Linked DNA regions of Homo sapiens: region 1 is linked to region 2. Evidence: read pairs that join two places in POLR2A ChIA-PET (ENCODE). Cell type or tissue: MCF 10A. All regions are shown on one strand. Links, peaks and the distances in the headings refer to the core of each region. The heading gives the core; the rest is flanking DNA.

What was found. ChIA-PET counts read pairs that join two places held together with the same protein. Peaks named below come from ENCODE experiments on the same cell type or tissue, not always from the same donor. Only the 100,000 strongest peaks of a DNase experiment are listed, where the experiment ranks them.
Region 1: POLR2A ChIA-PET joins it to region 2 with 5 read pairs; 2 of 35 experiments call an interaction of 5 or more read pairs at or near these places.

What each region holds. Positions count from the first base shown.
Region 1 is chr9:108,856,775-108,865,112 of GRCh38, reverse strand. It overlaps ACTL7A (actin like 7A), which reads right to left and starts at 2,847. Exons shown (of 1, transcript NM_006687.4): 1 at 1,357-2,847. The coding sequence starts at 2,790. The coding sequence ends at 1,483. In MCF 10A, for the core only: no CTCF peak of the experiment used is centred there; DNase peaks (open chromatin) are centred at 4,532 and 5,142.
Region 2 is chr9:108,644,901-108,653,238 of GRCh38, reverse strand. No RefSeq gene overlaps it. Among named protein-coding and RNA genes, the nearest start is that of ACTL7B, 210 kb to the left of the region's middle. In MCF 10A, for the core only: no CTCF peak of the experiment used is centred there; no DNase peak of the experiment used is centred there.

The DNA.
Region 1 (8,338 bases), core at 259-8,258, 210 kb before region 2:
CTCTGGAGGGCTTCTCCCTGGAGATGGTGGAGGTGCCAGCTCTCCTCTAAATGCAGAATGCCTGCCTTTGAGTACCTGTGTGGCTAAGGACTATAGTAAGAGACTTCTGGCCTTCTGCATAAGAGGTAGAAACCTAAAGATACTAGCTAGCTATTGTGAGGACCCCCAGGAGTCTAGATACTGGTATTCAGATATTTTTCGCTGTTTTTTAATCAGCTGTGTGAGGTAGGCATTTATACTCAGTTTTGCAGGCAAGCAAACAAACTCAAGTCACAGTTAGGTGGTAGCAAAATTGCGTTTCAAACCACAGAGTCCAGAGCCCATGTTCTATCCTCTGTTTTGTGCACCAACTAGTGTTCAGATTTTGAACTTTAAAGACAAGACAGAGAATGTATTGGAGGCTGTTCTAAAGAATCTCCAATTTAAAGTGCTCATATTACAAACTCCCCCTGCAGGAACACCAGAGAGCTCGCTGGGCCCTGGAAGGGCTTCCCTGGCTACTGAGGGTCTCTGTGTATCTTTGGGCTCCCCAGTGGGGTTAGAATGACCCACATAGGGCAGCCTCCCACAGACCCATATCATCAGCCCCAGAACCAGCAGCCTCTATCCTCAGCACACCCCAGACTCCAACCGTGTGTGTTCTAGGCTGATGGAGAATCCAGTCTGCTGGGAGATGGTCAGCTACTACTTGAAGTGTCTAGAGAATGACTGTGGCCTCAATCCCTAACCTCTCTGCTGATAACCCAAGATCAGTCTTACTTCAGTTTTTAAAATGGGAAATCTGTATAGCACTTGTTCTCTGAAGAGTTGCCCTTTAAGGCACATACAAATGCCTTGCTTGTAATATGCTAGGCTTCAGCAGCCAGTCGCTGTGATGGCTTAGTAAGAACTGGTACTGAGACATAAATGACTGTTGGAACTAAAAGAAACTCCTGTTAAAGCAGGGCTCAGACAGCTTTGCCAGCTCTTTCCAGTCCCTCAGGGTTGTTGATGAAGTATGAAATGGACACTGATGCTTTGTGGGAGTTTGCACTGTTACAGCATACTTCCTATTGGCATTTATGGAAAGGGAACTGCTTATATGCCCCAACAGCATTTACCCTCTAATCTTCATTGCACTCCCCCTTCCAAGCAGAGTTTAACCGTAAAGTAGTTCCTAAAGCGGGGAATGCACAAAATAAGGGGCAGCATAATTTTAGAACAAGTGAATGTTTAAGCAATCCACATACAATGCATGCCCTTTTTTGTTCATCCTCCCCCTACTCCTGCTTTTGTTTTGGGAAATGTATATTTTAAGGCAGACGCTGCACGTGTGAAGTTGTTTCTTATGAAGTCAGGAAGTAGAGAAACACACTGTGGAGGGGCATATGAGGGGTGTTTAATGCTACAGGAATAAGCGCCGGCTCCACCCCCTGTGTGTAGGAGTGCGCTCACCCTGTCGAGGGTAGGCACTGCCAGTGCAGTGTCCATCCTCGTCGCTGTTCAGAAGCACCTTCTGTAGAGGAAGAAAGGCCCGTGTTCCTCGTACTCAAAGCGGTGGACCCACAATGGTTGGAAACCCTGAAGTGAGGCCAGGATGGAGCCACCGGTCCACACGGCACTGTCTCTTTCAGGCAGCACGTTTACCTGCGGGGTGTCATTGGGACACATGCTGCTTAGCTCCTTCTGCAGACGGTTAGGGAAGCCACTGAGCATCGTGCTGCCCCCGCAGAGCAGGATGTTCCCCATGAGGTCCCGTTTGAGGGCGATGTCACACTTGTTAAGGCAGGACACGGTTTGGGTGTGGAGGCCCAGCTGCATGGACTTGATGAGAGATGGCTTGAAGAACATCTCCGAGCAGAGGAACCGTTCCTGGCACAGCTGAATCTCCTTCCCATCCGGCAGCACGTAGCGGATCGTATGCTCACTGAGAGGGACTTTCTTCTCCTCAATGGGATCCAGGGCCACAAAGCAGCATTTCTTCTTGATGTCCTCCACGATGCCCATCTGGTCCTGGGTGAATTCGTTCCCCGCACTGTTCAGCAGGCCCAGCAGGTAGGCTGTCAGGTCAGAGCCCGCGTAGTCCAGCCTTCCGGTGATGCTGGGCAAAGGATAACCCTCGTAGATGGGGACCACGTAGGACACGCCATGGCCCACCTCCACCACCAGGCCGGAGGTCCTTCCATAGGAGTACATGGACAGGCGCGACTGGTAGGCGATGTGCATTGCAGGGGTGTTGAAGGCTTCAAACAGCATTTCAGCATATTTCTCTCTGTTGGTGTGTGGGCTCAGTGGCGGGTCTGAAACCAAGACCGCATGCTCCTCCGGGGCGATCTTCATCTCTTGTCGGAAGAGATATTCCCAGATATCCTGCACTGTATCCCAGTCCACGATGATGCCATGTCGCAGAGGGTTAACCAGCTTGAGATGAACGTTTGTGTTGTTGAGTTCCTGCCCCACGAATGTCTCCTTGCGATTATCCCCAGTCTTGGCGGTCTCCATGTAGGGCTTGCCCACCGTTGTTGAGATCTTGTGGGTGGGTCTTGGCAGGCCGGCAAAGCCACATTTACAGTAGCCAGTGCCCAGGTCCACGACCACTGCTTTGGTCACCTCCTGCTTGGGCCTCTCCTTGGCTGCCTTTGATTCAGTAGGTTCTTGTGGCTCTGAACTCGTATGGCGGACCCACACGGCCCGCTTCGCCGGGCCATCCCTTAAAGAGGCAGTCTGGAGGGCCTGTGTCTGCAGGGGGGCCTGGTTGCCCACCTTCTTGGTGGGCCCATCCCCCATGATTGCTGCTGGTGGAGCCCACATGTTGTCAAGAGCCGCACCACTCTTAGAAAGTTCTCAATCCCACTGGATTCAAGGCCTGAAAGGCCTACATCAGAGGATACCCTGAGAATTTTCCCAACAGTGACATCACTAATTATGATGTAATCTGGTGACCTGGGCTTTCTAGATATTGCAAACCCTTATCCTGTGTTAGGGTACATTTGGGATATTGTTTTTGAAATGGCTCCCCTTTTCCTAAATTTCGTAACAAGACTGATTTATTCAATTAATTAATATTTCTTGAATGTCTGCTATATACAAGGCAGCTGGGAATTCGCTGGTGAAAAAAACAGACAAAATCCCTTATTCTAGTCGGTGGCGGGTGGGGGTGACAGACAATAACCAAAATGAGCGTTAAGAGCAAAAGCAGGGTGGCAGTGCTAGTGTGGCCTGGGCAGGGCTTCCTGAGAGGGTGACATTTGAATGAAGACCTGCAGGAGGTGAGGGAGAGAGCCATGTGTATGTCAGGGGAGCAGCAGGTGCAGAGGACTGGAGGCAGATGTGTGACTGAAGAGTTAGATCAGGGGTCAGCAGGCTGCAGTCCAATCCGGTCCCCGGCTTGTTGGATAGGAATACAGCCGTGCTCATTCATGTACGTATTGTCCGTGACTGCCATTGCAGTACAACAGTAGAGCTGAGTCACAGCATTGAAGACTGCATTGCCCAAAAAGCTGAAAGAAAGTAAATACTGACTGACCCTTAAAAAGTTTGCCGACCTCTCGAGTTAAAGGAGGAGCAGGAAGAAAAGTGTGGCTGGCATAGAAGGAGTAAGGAAAAGTAGATGAGATGGGGTGGGGGAAGGCAAGCAGCTCATGGTAGGCCTCATAGGCCAATGCAAGGATCGTGGGTAAGGTCAGAAAGCACTAGAGGATTTGGCACAGAGCACTGACACCATCTGATTTAGATGTTAGTGGGAATCCTTTGCTGCTATGGTGACTAAGGGCACTAAGGGTGACCCTTAGAACAACCTTAAGGGGAATTATTTTTGGATATACATGTGTACACTTACTGTGCCTTCATCAGGGTCATTGGCTAGACAGTGAAATTAGACTCTACAAAATCCCACTGACAACACTGAGGCTTTTAGGTGCATAGCTCACCCAAGGATATCCAACCAGGAGTAGCCAAGCTCTCCTGACTGTGGCTTCCTCCCCAGGATGTGCTGGGACACAGCTTGATGGGACCTAGCGTGCAACTCTTAGGCTGTTTGGCCACCATCTTGCATGCCATTTCTGAAGCTGGACACATTGGTGTGGATGCCTGCCACACTCAGGGCAGAATCCAACCTTATGTTATGCCACACCCTGAACCTGATCCCAGCCCTTCATAAAAGAGGCAGTCACCACAATAATGGGCTTTCTCCTTTAGAGAGGCTACGGGAGTTGCTCTCAGTTCCTTGTTGGGTATGAGAGAAGAAAAGGACCAAGTCCAGTCTCATGAGGTTTGTGGTGACTATCTGATGGGGGCAGCAAGGTGTCATCCCAAGGACAAAATCTCAGTTTCTTGCTTCATTGGTTAGTGGGTGAGATAATAGCATGGAATTTTAAAGGAAAAATAGGAAAGTACTTTTGATGCCTGGCTGCCTGAAAAACAGTTTAATTGCCTCTGCCGTTCAGGGATTTGCGTGGGCAACTCAGATTGTTTGACTTTATTTCAAAAGTGCTGTATATGGTAACCAAAGGCATATGTAATTTAAAACCCTCCATTTTTTTCTTCCCAAACCCTACTTGAATGTTGCGAAATCTATAGCTGCTTGGTGCCTTTTCACTAACCTGGACTCCTAGAAGAGCCTGTATTAGCTTCCTGTTTCTGCTGTAACAAATTACCATGGATTTAGTGGCTTAAAGCAATTCACAGTTATTATCTTACTATTTTGGAGGTCAGAAGTTCGTAATTCTTCTTAGTGGGCTACAATTAAGGTTCTTTCAGGGCTGTATTCCTTCTGGAGGTGTAGGAGACAATACTTCCTCTTGCCTCCAGCTCCTAGAGGCCACCTGTGTTCCTTGGCTCATAGTCCCTTCCTCCATCTTGGAAGACTCTCAGACTAGAGCTGTCATTGTCACATCTGCTTCTCTGCCCTTGACCCTCCTGTATCCCCCATATAAGGACCCTTGTGATTACATTGGCCCCACCCAGGCCATACAGGATACTCTCCCCATCTCAGATTCCTTCATTTAATCACATCCACAGAATCCCTTTTGGCATGAAAGTTAATATAGTCACAGGTCCCAGGGATTAAGATGTGGACACCTTTGGAGGACCCTTTCACCTGTTCAGTGCCTCCCTCTTTGCTAATACACTCCAAGCCTGACATGCTCTGACTCATTTGCTCTTCGTGGGCTGCCCAGGCTTGCCCATCTGTCATCTGTCATCACACTTTCTGCATTTGTGTGTGGAAGAGGTGATGCTTTAGTGTAAGGCAGTCACTCTATCTAGTCTGTAAGGTCCTTGAGCATAGGGATTCCCCTCACATTCTCTGAGCAAAAGCCAATGAAACACTTGCCCTCCTTTTACTTCACCACTGAGTTTCACATGTTGGGTGCTCCTAATAAAAACCCTGTTTCCCCTAAGCTTCCTGTTACCCTCTGTGCCTCTTCTCTCCCTCTATGGGTCATCACACGGTTAGTGGTAATGATGGAAGAATGCAGAGACTGTGGACACCGTGCCCCAAACCTCCACTGCCTAGCACACACACCCCCCATAATTGTCACCAGCTAAGGTCTGTGTGGGCCCTCTGGGGTCCCTAGTGAGGTCCCTCTTGGGAGAGGCACCCTATAGTGCTCAAAATATATTGGGCCACATTTTCTAATGGGATCACACCTACTTTTAGCCCTCTGGCTCAAGACCAAAAAAACCATGGGATGACCCCTTTTCAAATGCAACCCTGGGATCCTCTTCTATAGTGGAGGGAGAGAACATGGAAAGGTGAGATTAAAGAACACACTTCTGCCTGAGGTGCATCCTGGCTCCTGGCTTCAGTTTTGGGACACTGCCCACCCTTGACCTTTGGAGGAGAGGTGAGCCAGGCCTCTGGAATTTTAGCAGCAATGGGAGGGAAAAAAAGAAAATCCAGCATGGCATTTCTTCTCATGAATCACCTGGAGTTTTTCTTAAAAATTACTGGAGCCCACCACAGCCTTTCCAACTCTTGAATATGCTGGAGAACCCCTGAGTCAGGAGCTCCCAACAAAGAAGATCCTTGCCAAACAGGCACTTTGAGCTGCTTTCTCACAGCTCAGATCCCAGTGTGGACACCCAGGTCCCAAGACTGTGTCCATTTCCCCGAGGTGGAAGGGAGAGGAGCTGTCTTCAGGGGCAGATGTGCTACTGAGCATGCAAATGTGGATCCGGATGCTTCCCTTTCCATGTGCTCCAGCCCAGTGTCCCACAGCCTAGTGACCTTTGGGCATCTCTAAGTCAGCAGACCCCAAATGTGAGTGTGTGTGTGTGTGTGTGTGTGTGTGTGTGTATGTGTGTGTGTCACCATCATCCACTTAGCAGCTCAAGGCAGAGACCTGGAGGCTGTGGGTAGGGGTCAAGTTGACGAGGGGACATAGCAAAATGGTAATCACATTCAAACAACATTTCAAGTAGTTTACCCAAAGTCATACAGATTATAAATAATAAGTCTATGTTTGAACCCAGGTCTTCGGAATCCAGTTCCTCAGTCTTCCATCTGCTCTGTACTGCCTTTCTGTAAGGAATGGATAAAAAGTAGGCTCTGGCAGTCCATGAATACTGCCTTTAAATAGCCTAAGAGTTGTCGTGGAAGAATTTGCTTGCCCCGTAGAACTTCAAGAGTAGACCCAAGACCATTTAATGGCTTCAGAGAGGTACACATGCCAATCCAGTGTGACGAAACGTTTATCACTCATGGCTGGCCAAAATAGGGTGAGCTGTCCATGTCAGACTACTGGATGGAATGTTCTAGAAGGAACTGAAGGGTCCAATCCTCAGCTTCTGTGATTTCATGATCCCACCACAGGGCATTTCTGGGTCATGATGTTCATAATTATAACCCTTAGAAAGTTGTTACCCAAATAATATAGTTGAATGCTGCCATGTTCCAAGAAACAATTCAGCGGGCTGGGCATGGTGGCTCACACCTGTAATCCCAGCACTTTGGGAGGCCAAGGCGGGCGGATCACGAGATCAGGAGTTCAATGTCAGCCTGGCCAACATGGTGAAACCCCGTCTCTACCAAAAATACAAAAATTAGCCAGGCGTGGTAGCAGGTGCCTGTAATCCCAGCTACTGGGGAGGCTGAGGCAGGAGAATCGCTTGAAACTGGAAGGCGGAGGTTGCAGTGAGCTGAGATCGCGCCACTGCACTCCAGACTGGGCGAAAGAGCGAAACTCTGTCTCAGAAACAAACAAACAAACAAAAATTTGGCAAACAAAAATCCCCACACATTCCTCATTAGCATTCTTACATGCTCCATGGCAGTATTTCTTAACTCTTTTTCCCCCATGCATGTTGCCTAATCAATTCCTCAGGCACCTCTGCTCATCTTAATTCTCCCAGAAAACTTCCTCAGGCCCAGTTGCCGCTCTTCCCCTTTTTCTGTTGACTCTTCACCACCAAAGCCCTAAACTGCCTTTTTGATTTTTGGAGTGGGAGGGGGCAGCTTAAGTTGCAGGTCCCTCTGGCACTCTCGTGAATTTGTCCTTTCTGGATGACAGGCCATCTTTCTTTGCCCGGGTACAAGTAAGCGATTCATCCTTCCCTCTGCCTCACATCCCACATCACAGGAGCCCATGAGGGAAGCCCTGAAATGTCAGAGTAAGAGCTTGGATTAAAGTGAGGGATGGTTGGGGAAAAAACAGATTGGATTCTATTCTACTTTCTAAGTTTCTCTAGAACTAGGCTCTTCCTTGTTTCCACACTCTCACAGCCCTAGGTCAGGCCACCTTCAAGTCTTATCAGAAGTTCTCCAATGGCCTCGTTTCGGGTCTCAGTTTCTAGTCTTGCCCCTCCCATCCATTCTCTACATTACAGCCCAATGCAGATCTTTCTAACATTTTTATTTTTCTTTTCTTTTTTTTTGAGATGGAGTCTCACTCTGTCTCCCAGGCTGGAGTGCAGTGGTGCGATCTCAGCTCACTGCAACCTTTGCCTCCCAGGTTGAAGCAATTCTCTGCCTCAGCCCCCCAAGTAGCTGGGATTACAGGCACCCGCCACCATGCCCAGCTAATTTTTGTATTTTTAGTAGAGATGGGGTTTCACCATCTTGGCCAGGCTGGTCTTGAACTCCTGACCTCATGATCCACCTGCCTCAGCCTCCCAAAGTGCTGGTGGGATTACAGGCATGAGCCACCACGCCCGGCCCTTTCTAACATTTTTCTAGAGGGCAAATCTGATCATTCCCCTGCTTAAAGTCTTCATAGCTTCCCTGGCTCTCCTCAGTTTAGTCTAAACCTACTCCTGCCATTTGATGCCCTTTCTATTTGGCTCTGTGACTTCTCTAGCTTCATCTGTTTTTCCAAACACTTTGACTGTGGGAAGTTCTTCACCGTGCCTCCATTTGAGC
Region 2 (8,338 bases), core at 227-8,226:
AGGGCTCCAATTTAAGTTTGGGGATTCCCAAACTTTCCTTCCCAGGTGACCTCCTCTGGTCATCGCCTTGTCTCCCTGGCCAGGCTTGCCTCCATAGCCCAATTTTGCATTTTTTTTGTGTGGAATTCAGACCAGGAGTCCCTTGAGGGCAGGGACTGTCTCTATTTTATTTTGCAAAATTCCAGATGCAATCTAGTTGCTCATGTGTTTATTAGTAAGAGGGTTATGCAAAGACATTGCATACCTGGTTAGTTTAATATGGGTTTAAGCAAACACACAGGCATTTCGTTTCCCTCTGTCCCCACCTCATCCATCGGCCTCCTCTTCCCCTGCAATCTGAATGCACCCTGTGTCAGCCAGTGGATTTGGTGGGGAAGGAAAGCAGGTAGGAGGGGGATGTCTCCTCCTGGACAGCACATCTCCTGTCTCTGCCTGGGCTTTTCCGTTTCTATCCTGCATCTCAATTCCAAAACACCAGATTTAAACCTTGCCTACTGGATGTAGAATTACCAAAAAGACAATCCTATTAAATTATAGATTGGAAATACAAGAAGCAAGGACTAGAGAAGCTTCAGGTTGGAAGGGACCAAAGAGGTCCAAAGAGCCAGAACTCCCACCCTCTTCAGTTGAATCACTTTTTATTGACTCCTGTGAGGTACAAGGTATTTGTCCTGCTATTCCCTCTCCAGCTGCAGGACTGATGGTTATTTCTATCATTCCTGGATTTTCTGATGAGTGGCAGTTCACCCACGAAGACAGTTTAGAACAGTGGTTAACAGTGTGGGTTTTAAAGCCAGAAAGACTTGGGTTCAGGCCTAGCGTGGTGGCTCATGCCTGTAATCCCAGCACTCTGGGAGGCTGAAGTGGGAGGATCACTTGAGCCTAGGAGTTGGAGATCAGCCTGGTCAGTATAGCAAGAAGTCATCTCTACAAAAATTTAAAAAATTAGCCAGGTGTGTGGTGCACACCTGGAGTCCTATCTTCTTGGGAGGCTGAGGTGGAAGAATCACTTGAGACCAGGAGTTCAAGTCTGCAGTGAGCTATCATCATGCCACTGCACTCCAGCCTGGGTGACAGAGTGAGACCCTGTCTCTTAAAAACAAAAAAACAAAAAAACGAAAAACAAACAAACAAACAAACAAAAACCTGAGTTCAAATCCTCAACCCTAAATTGATGATATTGTCTCTCAATGTTTCTAGCTTAGTGACCTCATACAAATTATGTCATTTCTGTAAACCTGTTTCCTCTTCTCTCCCACATGGGTAAAGCAACATTTTCCTCTTAGTTTTCACTGAATGTTAAATTGAACTGTTCTCTTAATTCCCTCAGGACAGAGTCTATGTGTGGTAGAACCCCAGTAAATGATAGAGATTCTGACCTTACAGGGCTAACAGGTCCATTTAAAAACTAATTTTCATTTTCAGAATATTTTTGAGCCATAACAATGCTTATCCTTTTTGATTAGTAATCAGTAAAATGAGGACAGTGGTACTTTGTTTCAAGAAAATTATTCTTGAGAATAACAAAGCTATAAGCATTAGGAAGTTTGTAGCACTGCTGTTTATGATAAGAACATTTTGGAAATGACTTTAAAAGCCTTATAACAGATAATGAAGTAAATTATTATCTATCTTTTCTGAGAGACGTTATGCTTCCATTATGATATGTAAAGACCATGAAACAAGATGGATAAAACGTATAATGTTAGATTTAACATGCTGAATCCAAAATTATATTTATATTATGATTATAAAATGTAAATATATTTATGCACGTGGGCAGTAATTGGTGGGAAAAATAGAAAAATGAAAAAAGTATTTTGGCTGATGAAATTCAGGGTGTTTTTTCATTTTAATTTTTATACACATCACTTGTATAATACATAAATACAATATTTATGTATTATAATAAATAGATATGCAAAATGATTTTTAGAGAAAAATACTCTTCTCTTCTCTTTAATAAGGTGGTGGCCTCTGACCAGAGCTTCCTTCTTCCCTGGCTGAAGAGCCACTTTATATTTTATGTTCTCCAGGACATGGTCTAAATCAGTGTAACCTTACACAAGATCACTTTGGTTGCTAGAAAATGATTTGCAAGTTGGCTTGGCTGGGAAGATCTAGAGCAGAGATTCTCGGACGTCTGATGTCCAGTTTTATAGGAGATGTGCCTTTAACCACTAAAGTTTCCCTCCTGATGGGCAAGTTATGACAAGGCTGGTGGCTAGGGTGGTGAGTAGATCTGAGACTAAAGCACCCTAGGAAGAGTTGAAAGAAATGGGTCAGTCAACTGCCTTCATATTTTTGTAGATAGCTCAGGTGGAAGAAAGACTAGACATGTTCTGTTTGTTTTTGGGACAATGAGTAGAAGATGTAAAGCAACAGAGTTTAGCTTGACATAAAGAAGACTTAAAGAAAATTAGTTACAGATGTCCAAAAGTAGGATGATCCAACTCAAGAGGTGGTAAGCTCACTGTTCTCAGAGGTGTTGCTGATGGAGGCTGAAGGCTCTGGTGGGGACATGATATTGGATGCGCTTGGAGGTGCTTTTCACACCTGAGATTCCTGACTCCTCCCTGAGCTCCATTCCTAGTTGGTGACAGCAAGTCTTAGGGATCCGCCCTCACCTCCTTTCTTGTCACCCACCCTGAGGCACTCAAGGGCATGACTCCCCATCACCATGTTTCAATATTGCCATTTTCAAAATAGGCAAGTTAATGATCTATTAACTAATCTCAGTTTACTGTGGGGATTAATGAAGATTAGTAAAGAAGATTGTCAAGAGATTAAATTTCCCTGAAGACTAATATTATAATTGGGCTGCAATTTAGGTGAGTCATATTAGAAGAAAGAGTTACAGATGACAAAATATTCTGACTCCGTGTAAATAATATTTATTTTATAAATTCATTCATTTATGAGATATTACTTGAGACCATATAAACACTAGGAATTTTCTCTAACATATGTGATATTGGATATATGATACCATATAATATGCAAACATAATTAAAGCAAAACTATTTTTTCCCCACAAAATCCTCCTGATTACTCTACATCAGTCTAAATCCCTTTTTATTCCTACTTTTTCCATCTTAGCTTGAATTTGTGGTCCATTTAATATTTTATGTTAAGCTGTATTTTCAGACGGATTCAGGGGTACTGTTCAGTCGTTAGCAAAGTACATGAATGATGATTTTGTTTTACATTATATAAAAAGTGAATATAATGATTTTGCTACTTTTCCAGATCATTCTAGTTTATGCTTGTATCTCACAGGTAAGAAGGCGTGAAACAACTAGGCAGCAGAACAGACAATTTTTCACTCTAGCTGCTACAATGAGGCAGCTTTTTTTGTGGTGGATCTTCAAGATGGCTGAGGCCAGCAATTATTCTTTTTTTCTAATAGCAAGAAGGTCTTTATAGGGCTTAATTTGGAGAGAAATTAGTTTTCCTTCCATTTTGAGATTTGCACATGTTTAAGGACTCATAAAAAGGAGCTCAAGGCATAGATAGTGAAAGCAAACAGGACAGGGAGACCAAGAACATCCCTTGGCAGTGATTTACCAAGGGCAGGGGTGATGCTGATGGAGGGGTCAACCTGAGGTGCCGGTGAGGATGAGGTGCGTGGTCTGTAGAGGATTTAAAAGCAATAATAAAACAGACTAAAAGTCAGTCTGCTTTTTATTATCACCATGCACTCAAAAATCTCAATGCCAATGATAAAACACTCCATGAGAAAATCTTTTCTTGTTCTAAGTTTTAAACAACTACTACGATGACTGTTAATAATATACAAGCTTCATATTAGCACAGTTTTATATCTTAGGCTTTTATGTCCATTGTTTTCTACATGAAGGTTAATTTGGAGAACTCCTAGTTATACAGTTGGTGTTCAGGACACAAGGACTCAGCTACATGCATTGGTTTTGAGGGTAAGTTCATAACGTTTTGGAATCTTTCGTGGTTGTTTCAGATGTGCTTTATGTCTCTAACGCCTGTAGCACTACCTATTCTGTTGTTTAAACAGAAGGTTGGAAATAAATAATGACAGCACAGTTATTATAAGGATAAAGAAGCAAAATCTAAGCTACATCAATTGTTTTAGTCTACACGACCATTTGGAGGTTGTATTTGTGCTGGAAATTTGCAACAGTGAGACAGAGTGTTCACTGTGAGGTGTAATATTTTTGTGTATTACGTACAAGTTTTGGTCCATATCTGAAATATTCTACTGTTTTGCCTAATATGCTTAAAATGGAAATTTATCCTTCTTTTGAATTGTTAATTGTTTTAAAGCTAAAGAATAAAGAAAATAATTATTCAGTGGTAATTATTAAAAGTAATTTTATTGTATAGAGGGAACGTTTCATAAAATGATCTGTTTCAGATGTCAAATTTACTAGGTCCACCACTGGTTTTTGGAATTAGGCAATTTTGGGCCAACTTCTATGAAACATTTGGTCAACTTACTGAATCATTCAAAACCTGAGCTTTCTCATGAATAAAATAAGTATCTCCTTTGTAGGGTTATTGTGATACTAAATGAGATAATGCATGTAAGTACGTAGAACAATACTAGGAACATAGTACATGCTCAATATAGGACAGTTTATCAGGAATAACAATAATAATAAAAAGGACACTTGTGGATTTCTGTGAAACACATTGCAGAAAGGCTTTGTATATTAAAGAGATCCAAGCTGAGATCTAAAAAATTATAGGTAGAGTCACTGAAAATTCTCTGAAAATAGCATAGCCTCCTTGTTATAAAGAAGTAACCATGCTCATTCATTCCTTCATTCGTTAGAAAACAAACCGTTTGGAGAGCGCATGCTCTATTTTAGGTTCTATCTTATAGTCGCAAATAAAACAGACCCAATCTTTATTCCTGTGAAAGCTAAATTCTAGCAAAGCCCTCATAGAATTAAAGTCCCTTCAGGTACCACTACCTGAACTAGGTAGACCCATGCACCATTTATAGTCAGAACTGTGGTGCCCACAGTAAGTGGGGAGTAAGCAGAATCAAAGCTCAGCAGTGGGGTGTATTTGAAAGAGCATGCGTTGTGCAGTCAGATTGAGTTCAATCTCAGTTTCTCCATGAACTGCATGACCTTGGGCAGGTCATTTCCTTTTTGCTATGATTTAGGTTCCTTATTTCTAGTACAGTGATCATAATCCCTGCCTCCCATGGTTCTTATGAGAAGTAAATATGAAAACCAGGATAATAGAGTAGAAGGTTGCTTTGTGGAAAAACTTAAAAAAAAAAAAACCCAAAAAATCAAAAACAACCCCTTTCCAAACCCCAAAACAAAACAAAGATAAATGACATAGTATCGTTCTGACGCATAGGGATACTCAATAGGTATTATTTCTCCTTTCTGTCTCCCCTTATCAAATTGTGCCTGACTAGAACCTAGCTCTGTTGGGTGCATCATTCCTTACACCTACATACACATGCATATGCACACACATGTATACATATGAAGACATCCCGTTTGGGATGACCACGGTTGGAAGGAGACTGATTGACATTTAAGGAAAATTACTCAGGGTTGCTGTCGGCTGTTCATTCTAGTTCTTGAAAGCATGCCTACTGATAGTATGTAGTCCACTCCATATTTACTATGGACTCTCTACTTTTCTCACCTACTTTTCCCAAACTATACATTTGGATGTTTGCCAACCTGATGTCTAGAATAAGTATCTGTTTGCTTCTGACAAAGTGCACATATGGATTTCTTAGACCAAATCTATTACATGAGGAGTATGCCAGCTTTAAGCACTGTTGGCCATTAGATTCTTTGCCACCTTGTAGAGAGAATTAGAGCAAACCAAGAGTCATAGCTTTTATTGACTTTTTCATAAATTTTCAGTCCACAGACATAAATTTCTTTGGGAAGAAAATCTATATCCCATGTAGACTAATGCTCACATAGAATCTAAACCTTAATATTACCATGGAAGTCAGCAGAGATAGTAGCAGTCCCTTGAGGGAAGAGATGATTTTCCATGGCGTAAGTGAGGTATCCTGATGCACCATTTTTATAAACGTGCATGATAATAATGCAAAATCCCATTTGGATAAGATGAACGTATACTCTCTACCCTACTTGACAGAGTAACACTGTGGTGACCTCATGTTTTTTGTTTCAAAATAAGAATGCCTCAGTAGACAAACTGATGCTGTCATCTAATGGCATCCAGAAAGAAGGGCCTAAGATCAACTATTCCAAGGTAAATTTCCTGGGTTTTGGTAAAAGCCCTTCAGCATTTACACAGCCTAGAGTTAAGAATCCTATTCATCTGTTACTTGATTAATTTACCTTCATACATTTTGCAACAATCTGGAGTGTTCACAGGGAATTGGCATTTCTTAATATTTGGTATTATATGGGGGTACTATTCTTTAACAGTCACTGTTGGCACTTGAAAACAGCTGTAAAATTTTTCCCCCCTAAAATGAGCATAACCACGCATATGACATAGAACTTGGGGGTCTTGATCCTTCATTGTCTGGTACTGGCGATAACAAGTGAATGTAGCAAACTTGAACCTGGAATAGGTGTCTGCCTTTACTTCACTTGGCTAGGGGTGGGTTGGCCTTTTCTCCAGGTAGAATTTTCTTTAAGTAGGTATCAATTCCCTATGACAGATTCTTATGGTCTCCCTTATCTACTCTATCATTCTTCCTGGTAGTAATATAACACCCTTAAATTATAGGTGGGTATGAGGCTACCAAGGTAAGAGATTTCATTTCTCAGTCTTCCTTGCAGCTAGGTCTGGTCGTGTCACTAAATTTTGATCAATGGGATGCAAACAGAATTGATGTGTGCAACTTTAAGATCACATTTTTATAAGGAAGCTATTGGCCTTTCATGCTCTGTATTTAATTCTATTGGCTCTAAAATGGTGACAGCCAGAGATGCTTCCTTGGATTCAGAGGAAGCTGCATGTTGAGGATGGCAGAGGCACACTGTCAACCTGGACCCTTACATGACCTTGTGGAGTAGAGCTGCCCACTTGCCTTTGATGACCCTCCTACACTTGACCTATTAACATGAGAAATAAACTTCAGTTATATCTAGGCCATTGTATTTTGGGGTCTCTTTGTTATAGCAGCCCAACCAGCACACTAGCTAATATAGCCTTTTTCAGGTCATCTGACAGATACATCATATGGAGCTCTCCATAGTCCCTCAACATCGACTGTGTTCCGGATGCTTGTCCTTTTCAATTCACCATTACTTAATGCTTATTAGAGGTTTTAGTGTGAGAAATAAAATTCATAGAGCCCAGCGTGAAGAGTGTGCTGTTAAATGATTCCTCCAGAATCTCCAGATGTTCTTTTTGGATTAAGACAGATCATCAGAGAACTGCACACCTGGGCTGTCTTGATTTGGCTCCTTGGAGAATTGCTCCACGGATCTGAGCCTTGGCCTTGCGCCATCAGCCCACACTGCGGAATGCTAGCAAACAACCCTGCGAGCCCCGCTGCTGCACGTCCAGGAGGATGATTGAGGATGTGGTTTGCTACCATTTGTGAGGACCCAGGGGAGAAGTTTCTTTCAGACCTTGTACCAGGAATAGTCATGCTTCTCCTGAGCAACTGGCTTGTTTTGTTTTTGTGGACATTCTAAATTGTGTAACTGTCTGTGTCTTTCAAAGCCACCTCAAATCCTCTGGGAATGAGACAGGGTATAAAATACATTTATTCAGAGTCAAGACCAAGATCCCTATTTAGCTCATTATATTGCTTTTGGAAAAGTCACTTCACTTGGCTTAACTTTCTTTGCTTACAAGTCAGAGATAATGAGTTCTTCCTGTGAATAGAGCTCAAATTAATTTATAACACACTCAGAGTTCCTTCAACATAGGTCATTATGGAAACTAACAGTAATATTTAATTTCTACAAATATCTGTCATTCTATGACTCCCTGTCTTTGAACGTCTTGCCTCAACTTTGCTTCTTCATTCATTTATTCAGCAAATTTGAGGACACACTAGATCACCAGGCCCCCCAGAGGGGTACAATTTAATAATCCTGAATCCTTGCTCTCAAGGAGCACAAGGACTTAAGAATATGCTTCCTACCAAATTAAAGATTTAAATAACAAACAAATACATCAATTATAAAATTCCAAAACCACAATGAAGAAAGGGACTAGGAGCTGGGTGCGGGGCAGAGTGGTGGGGTGTGGGGCAGAGTGGTGTGGTATGGTTGGTGTTTTAAGCAGATGATTCTGTCATCCCAGCTACTTGGGAAGCTGAGAAGGGAGGATTGCTTGAGCTGAGAAGTTTGAGCCCTGGACAACATAGTGAGACCCAGTCTTGAAA